Linked DNA regions of Homo sapiens: regions 2 and 3 are each linked to region 1. The links are chromatin loops, found by intact Hi-C in ENCODE. Cell type or tissue: psoas muscle. All regions are shown on one strand.

What was found. Hi-C counts contacts between places; a loop is a spot of excess contacts. Peaks named below come from ENCODE experiments on the same cell type or tissue, not always from the same donor. Only the 100,000 strongest peaks of a DNase experiment are listed, where the experiment ranks them.
Region 2: it touches region 1 in a loop (2.1-fold over the local background); 3 of 110 quality-filtered maps call a loop at or near these places.
Region 3: it touches region 1 in a loop (4-fold over the local background); 6 of 110 quality-filtered maps call a loop at or near these places.

Annotation. Positions count from the first base shown.
Region 1 is chr18:26,970,567-26,973,066 of GRCh38, forward strand. All of the region lies in intron 4 of CHST9 (carbohydrate sulfotransferase 9), which reads right to left. All of the region lies in intron 1 of LOC124904275 (a long non-coding RNA gene), which reads left to right. Among named protein-coding and RNA genes, the nearest start is that of AQP4, 110 kb to the left of the region's middle. In psoas muscle, no CTCF peak of the experiment used is centred here; a DNase peak (open chromatin) is centred at 1,135; H3K27ac peaks cover 1,237 bases.
Region 2 is chr18:26,923,896-26,926,395 of GRCh38, forward strand. All of the region lies in intron 5 of CHST9 (carbohydrate sulfotransferase 9), which reads right to left. AQP4-AS1 (AQP4 antisense RNA 1) reads left to right here. Exons shown (of 8, transcript NR_026908.1): 3 at 865-950; 4 at 1,922-1,967. Among named protein-coding and RNA genes, the nearest start is that of AQP4, 59 kb to the left of the region's middle. In psoas muscle, no CTCF peak of the experiment used is centred here; no DNase peak of the experiment used is centred here.
Region 3 is chr18:26,862,050-26,864,549 of GRCh38, forward strand. It overlaps AQP4 (aquaporin 4), which reads right to left. Exons shown (of 5, transcript NM_001650.7): 2 at 133-547. Among named protein-coding and RNA genes, the nearest start is that of AQP4-AS1, 2.0 kb to the right of the region's middle. RefSeq lists an enhancer at 907-1,407. In psoas muscle, no CTCF peak of the experiment used is centred here; a DNase peak (open chromatin) is centred at 1,242; H3K4me3 peaks cover 1,460 bases; H3K27ac peaks cover 1,514 bases.

The DNA of each region.
Region 1 (2,500 bases):
TACAGTCACATGCCACCACACCTGGCTAATTTTGTATTTTTTGTAGAGATGGGGTTTCACCATGTTGCCCAGGCAGGACTTGAGCTTCTGGGCCCAGGTGATCCTCCTGTCTCGGCCTCCCAAAGTGCTGGGATTATAGGCGTGAGCCAATGCGCCTGGCTGAGGAAGGTATCATCATAATTGCCACCTCATAAATAAGGAAACTGAAGCATGGGGAAGTTAACTGACTCATCTAAAGTCGTGGAGCCAGCACATAGACATCCATCACTGCAATCAAAGAAATCTGGCCTCTACCCATGGTGATATATGTTACCTTCTAATGTTTCAAGATCTATTCCTGCTTGTGTGTGATTGAATGTTGTTCCTTCTGGCAGAAATCTTTTCTCAGCTCTATTTTTGCTTGTCTATGTCCTCAAGGCCCAGCTCAGGTAGCCTCCTATCCCCTTCTCTCACCAGCCTCATCCTCATTAGTGGCTTCCACCCCTGAACTCTCAGGACAGTTTTAGGATGTATCACCCACTACTACACAGTGGAGCAGATGATTCTGAGCACATCTTCTGTTTCTGCAACTAGATTGCAAACTACCTTAAGGTAGACACAGTGGCTTATTCCTCTGGGGCCCTAAGAAAGACCTAACTTGCATAGTAGGTACTTAATGTTGATTGTTGACCATGTCAGTCATAGAACACTCACTCAATGGAATAAAGCTGGTGTCTAGATATTGGTGACAACTTTAGCACATTTAAATTTAAAGTATGCTGTGTAAAAATTTCAGAATAAAGACAGAGAAATTCACTCAACAAACACTTATGGAGCATATGCTGTGCACCTGGCATTGTTGTCAGTACTCAGGAGGCATTCCTGAACATGTGAGACATAGTCAGAATAGACTAGGTTGTGTTGCAATAACAAACAATTGCCAAGTCACAGTGGCTTAAAAGGAAAGGTTTATTCATTTATCATACTCTATGTCCTTTGATGGCTGCCAGGGGAATAATGTTCGAATTAATCACTCAGGGAGCAAGCCCAGTGGAGCAGCTTCCATCTAGAAAGGTGCAGATGCTGTGTCAGAGGGAGGAATGGACGTGGCAGATGTGCTGGCTGCAAAGAGCTCTGCCCGCAGCAGCAGCACGCATCCCTTCTGCTCACTTTCTATTGGCCAAAGCAAGTCACACAGCCACGCCCAGCTCGGGGGGCGGGCAGGGAAATCCACTCCTCCACTAGACCTGGAAGGACAGAGCGCCCATGGCTATGGATAGCTCCCACGGCTATGGATAGCTCCCACGACTCCCCACAGACAAAGATTTCTGCCTGGTGGAGCTTATTCCAGTCTCTGAAGGGGAACACAGACAATAAGTAATAGACACGATAGGTAAGTAAATGGTAGAACATGTTAGAAGATGACAAGTATTATGGCGGAAAAAAAGCAGAGTTTGGTGAGGAGGTTGTGATGGAGGTGTGGCAGGGGTGTGGAGGGGAATGGGGTTTTCATTAAGATGGTTACATTGGGCCAGACGCCGTGGCTCACGTCTGCAATCCCAGCACTTTGGGAGGCCGAGGCGGGCGGATCACTTGAGGTCAGGAGTTCCAGACCAGCCTGGCCAACATGGCGAAAACCCATCTCCACTAAAAACACAAAAATTATCCAGGCGTGATAGCACGGGCCTGTAGTCCCAGCTACTCGGGAGGGTGAGGCAAGAGAATCACTTGAACCTGGGAGGCGGAGGTTGTAGTGAGCCGAGATCGCACCACTGCACTCCAGCCCAGGTGACAGAGCAAGACTCCAACTCCAAAAAAAAAAAAAAAAAAAAAAAAGGAAGAAAAAATAGATGGTGACATTGAGCAAGGAATTGAAGGAGGTGACAGAGTCAGTCATGCAGCTATCCTGGGAGAAAGGGTTCTAGACAGAGGGAGCAGGAGCGCAAAAGCCCTAAAGGGAGAGAGAGCATGGCCGTGTGTTTAGGCAGCAAGGAAGCCAGTGTGGTGGAGCAGATGGGGACCGACAGAGTTTGGGGCATGAGGCCTTGGGGATTCCACCTTTTCCTGCGAATGGTACAAGGAGCCGTGTCAGAATTGGAGGCAGAAAAATAACCCGATTTCACTAACTTGATAAAGGATCTGTGTTGGGAATGGACTCTGGGAGGGTAAAGATGGAGGCAGGGGGCGGCGGCGAGCAAGACAGTGATCCAGATGAGAGCTGAGGCGGCTCACCCGGGGATGGCGCTTTTCCTTGCCACGGGCTCTGATACCAGATTTCCTTTCAAGTGTGTGTTTTAAAATGCAGTTTTGGCTTCCAACACTGCGTGGCACTAAGAATGAAATCCAGTTTCTTCCCACGACCCAGAAGACGGCCGAGCTTCACCCTCTGGCTTCACCCCCTGGCACCCCGCTCCTCGTTTACTGAAGCCAGCTACACTGGCCTCCTTTTGGTCACTTGATTACAACAAATTCTTCCAGCCTCGCGGACATTCCCTTTACCTAGAACATGTTCTCTCCTTTT
Region 2 (2,500 bases), 47 kb before region 1:
GACTGAGGAGCTACCAGGTGGACAAGCCAGAGATGGCAAGGGCTGTACATCCTGACATCGAGTCTGCTTGGGGGCCAGACTCAGATGACAGGGAGAGGCAGGAGGGGTTGGGTGTCATTCCAGGAGGGCCTGGGCTGATATAAACAGTCAGACTTTACCATATATATGATGGGGATTTTCAATAAGGTCGTGACAAGATTCACGATTTAAAACATTCTGGGGCAGTGGGGAGGTGTGCCTGGGGGCAGAGGGATCTTCTGGAAGATGATTATGATTGTCCATCAGGAATCCTTAGGAGAGGAACTAAGACAATGGGGTAAGAATGAAGAAAAAGGGAGTTGAGACAAACTTAGGAAACTGCTCAGATTCGAAGCATAAGGGTGACAGAAGTGTAAAGAATGGCTCCCCATTTCCTCTCTGAGAGAAGAAATAGAAGTAGCAGTTTTTATGGGGGCCCTGGGGTGGGTGTGGGCATTCACTATCTTCGATTTCAGACCTCTTGAGTTTAAGGTGCCTTAGAGAGCTGGAGGTAGATAGCAGGACTGAAAAGCTGGGTATAGATTCAGGAGTTGTTGGCTGGTGGAGGTGCAGCTGGATTCATGGGCCTTGAAGGCACTGCCCAGGGAGTAATTTATAATATTACTCTTAATAATGTATCTTTTGTGATTTACCTTGAATCTAGATAGAAGTGCAGTTATATTTCTTCACACCATCAAGGAGACCTAATTGTCTCCAGTCATTGATAAGATAAATGATGGGAGAGGGTGGGGTGCTCAAAAGTCAGTCTTTTCTGGGGACACAGGTCAGTGTGTCTCTCCTGGGTCCCTCTGTGCCACAGCTACTCCTCTTAAATCTTGATTCCAGGGCTTCAGAAGCTGATGGCATAGTTATGAGAGGGGTGAAGACTGCGACTGCATTTCCAACAGACCCTGAGGACAATTGGGAAGAATGTGAGTACGGAGTCCTAATATCCAGTGCCATCTGCCCCATCTCGCTCTCCATCCTCACCCTTTGCCCTTCCACCTTCAGTTATTCATTAAACACGTGTTTTCTGAGCACAAACTGTGCTCCAGGTACTGGGCTGTGCGTTGGTGGTATAGCTAGCAAGACAGACTTGGTCCCTGATCTTACGGAGCATCCTTGTGGTCAGGGTGGGGTAGGGAGATACAAATAAGAAAACCAAAGTTATACTTATGGGAGGTAATGAGATGGAGAAAAAACTTGGTGCATTAAAGGACAAAAAAAAATTTGGCACAGGAAAACATGAAAGAGGAATCCTGGCTCGCAGGTGAGGGAGGGTATCTGGGAGAAACTATGAGCCAGGCAGAATCATTTCCATTTCCTGTCTCTGTGACTTATTTCCTCTCTCTTGAATATTCTTCTCCATTTTGTTTGCCTAGTTAATAGACTAGGGGGCATGGAGCAAGCTGGTTTAATCACTGCATCAAACAGAAGAGTAGATGCAGATAAGCTCATTTTACAGATTAAGAACCTGAGCTCAGAGAATTTAAATAATGTGCCAAGTTAACACAGCTATTGCTGGAGCTGGTGTCTCAAATCTCTGTCTTAGTCATGCCTGGCTTTTTTCAGCTGCATCATATATCAAGCAATCTATTTCTTGTTTAATGTCCATTAAATGAACTGATGTCAGGAAAGCACCAGGCATATGCCTGTTACAAGAGATAATGGTCGTTAAGAACATGGATTTTTGAGTCAGACAGAACTGGTTATGTGTCTTCTTCTATCGTTTTCTCTCTGGGTGACCTCGGTTATCTTATTTTGTTTTTCTGAGCTTCAGTTTCCTTATCTGGAAAATGAAGATAATAACAACATCTACCTTGTTGGATTATAGGAAATGCCTGTAGAGATTCCTTAATGTAAATATGTTCTCCATAAATATTAGATTTTTTTATTGATTTAGGCGCTGAATATTTTTGAGCAATTTCTATATGATAAGCAGTTTTTAGGTAAGTATTTGTTTTTTATTCTGCTTTTTTCATCTCTTTCTCCTCTTCCTTCTCTCTCACAACATGTAGCAAAGTTAAATGTTCAATGGCAATAAAAATGAGTGAGAAAAAAAGAGAAGGATAAGACACTTGAGAGACAGAAATGGGAAAGAGAAAAGATAAAATTAAGTGGAGGCAAAGGCAAAGAAAGAAAACAGAAGAAAAGAAATCACAATTATGGGTAACAGGGAGGAACAGTGAACACTTGAAGAGAGTGGGTAAAGAGAGAAACTACTGAATTACAGTCTTCTCCAAGCTATGAGCTTTAAAATATTTAAACTGCTTCAACACAAACCAGCTGTTTCTGTTGTGAGGCTATTCAAGTTGATCCAAAAAGCTAATTTCTATGGTCCTCTTGGATTCAAGGATTGAAACTATGGTTTTATTTGCCAGTTCTTTCCATTTTTGGATTTAATTCCTATTTTTTTTCTGCTTGAAGCCAAACAAGCTTAAAATATGAGGACTGAGGACATAACATAATGTGAATGTCAAGG
Region 3 (2,500 bases), 110 kb before region 1:
TAAGAATCATCAAAAATTCCCTAGGAGTAAATTAGCTATTTTAGGGATGTGCCTCATGCCACCAAGGCATTATTTAGCAAAGAGTTTGCAAGAAGCTTGGAGTCCTAGTTTGAAAATAGCTAAAGATGCTACCATGGTGACTCCCAGGCCTCCCACCACACTGGGAGGTGTGACCAGATAGAGGATTCCTGCTCCAATGATGGCCCCCAGGCACTGGGCTGCGATGTAGAAGACAGACTTGGCGATGCTGATCTTCCTGGTGCACACCATGGCCACAGTCACTGCAGGGTTGATGTGGCCACCGCTGATATGGCCAAAGCACTGCACCATGGTTGCAATGCTGAGTCCAAAGCAAAGGGAGATGAGAACCATGTCGACCGGTAAAGGCTTTTCTGTTCCACCCCAGTTGATGGTGGATCCCAGGCTGAGGAGAACAAAAATAAGCATGGCCAGAAATTCCGCTGTGACTGCTTTCCAGAAAGCTTGAGTCCAGACCCCTTTGAAAGCCACCATGATGTTCTCTCTGGTACACAAAGGTCCACACTTACTGAAAAGAGAAACAAATCAGCATCAGAAGCCACTACACCCAGGTTTATGAATTTAGGTGAAGGGAACAAGGCCTGCCATCTTCGGGTACTGTGGGCAGGGGCTGCCAGGCGTGATTTGCACACCAAGAAAGAATGCTTCTGCTAAAGCTCCTTCATGAATAGTCAAGAGACTGTTATTCTAGTCTCCTTTCATTTAATATTCAAAGATCATCCAGTTTCACGGAAAATTATCCAAACTGTCCCTAGAAAGGAAAAATGTCTAAATCAAATTCCTTAAAATATTAAGAATAAAATATATTTACCTTGTACTTAATTCCCTTAGAGCAAGTTTTTAAGTTTCGAGTACATTTTATATGCTACTTACATTTCGAACATAAAGCATTAAAACAAGGTGTGCGTGGGGGGGGGGGGTCGTCTTTTCTAGCTTTGCATTTGATTGCTTTGAAATGGCATTCTGAAAATCTCCCCCTCCCCCCAGACTCTGGATTAGGGGGAAGCCTTCTAGGAAACCAGGGTGCTGAAGGCTGTCTTTTGAGAAAGTGAACTCATTGAGGGGAGAGGAGCTTCTGGTGACTAGCAAGGGCGATGGGAACAGGCAGGGCCTCAGCTGGGACAGCGACACTCCCTCCCTCTCCTTTGCGCCAGGAACGAGCAGGCTGCCAGCGGGAGGAGTCCGGGAGCTGAGCCTGCCCAAGGGACACGCGCACCGCCCAGATCTGGGAGCGCGGCACGGGGACGTGTAAACCTCCGTCCCCAGGGAGCCTGGAGCACCTCTCAGAGGGCGGAGCAGCGGCCATTCCCGGCCCGTGGCAGGCTCCCGGGCGGCGGCCAGGTGCACACGCAGAAGCGGCCCCGCGAGCTCGCCCGCCTGCCCGCCGGCCCGGTGCATCCTGGCCGCTGGAGGTGGGGAGAGATGGGAGTGGGGGATGCTTTTAGGGGAGGAAGGACAGCCTCTCCTCGTGCCCGACCCTCTCTCACCCCTTGACCCTGACCGTACAATGCAGATAAACCTGCCAAAGGGAGCCTGGAGGCTGGGGTGTGCCAGCAATGCCCCGGTACCTTTCCTGCCTTCATGGTGCAGAGCTCGGGAAGTCAGGAAAAGCGGGTGTGGTTAGGGAAACTGTGGGCCCCTGAGCAGAAGGCTCTATGGAAAACGGCTTTTCTCTACGGTCTTTTTGATGGCTTTCTGTTACATGGGCCTATAGGACAGTGTGTCTCACCTTGTGGAGCTTCTCTGGGGAGGGTGGTGGGCAGGGAGTCTGGGAGAGGGAGGACGCCTTCTCCTCCCGTCTATATCCCTCTTGCTGTCATTAGATCTTTGGAGCAGAGAAGGGGTGGTTTGACGATATTGATGCCAACTGCTCATTCTGGCAGGAAATGGCTAGGATTCCCCTTTTGGGGGGGGGGGGCAATTACCCCAGTTACCCTATCATCTAAGACTTTTGCCCTTGTCCTTTGCCTGTGATAGTCATGAGAGCCAAGAAGTATGGAGAGTATTTACCAGAGAATCTAATTGCAGAGGACCACGTAAGGGGTTAGGCAAGAAAGCCAAGTACTTTAAGAGATTAGTATTATTGTGGCTTTCCCTTTGACAAATTGCGGGGCCCTCATTTCCCCATGTCACTGAATGTTCCCGGGAACCTGCTTTCTGCGTGGGTAGTGAGGAAATGCAGTGCCAAAAAGGGTGAGGGGAATTTCCAGCTCAGCCTAGCCCTTAGTTTGCTATGGGGCTTTGCTTTAGAGGTGGAGAGAGAAAAACCCTTTCTTGCCCAGGCCCGGGTGGCAGGATAAAGGAAGAGCTGGCTCCACAGGGGGGTGGCCAGCCACATCCCACGCATCCCCTGCCCCAGTGAAGCGAATCTCAGAAGTATGAAAAACCCCAGGTGGGATGACAACGACATCATACTCTCTAGAGGAAAAGAATGTAAAGAGACAAAAACGATGGTTGCAAT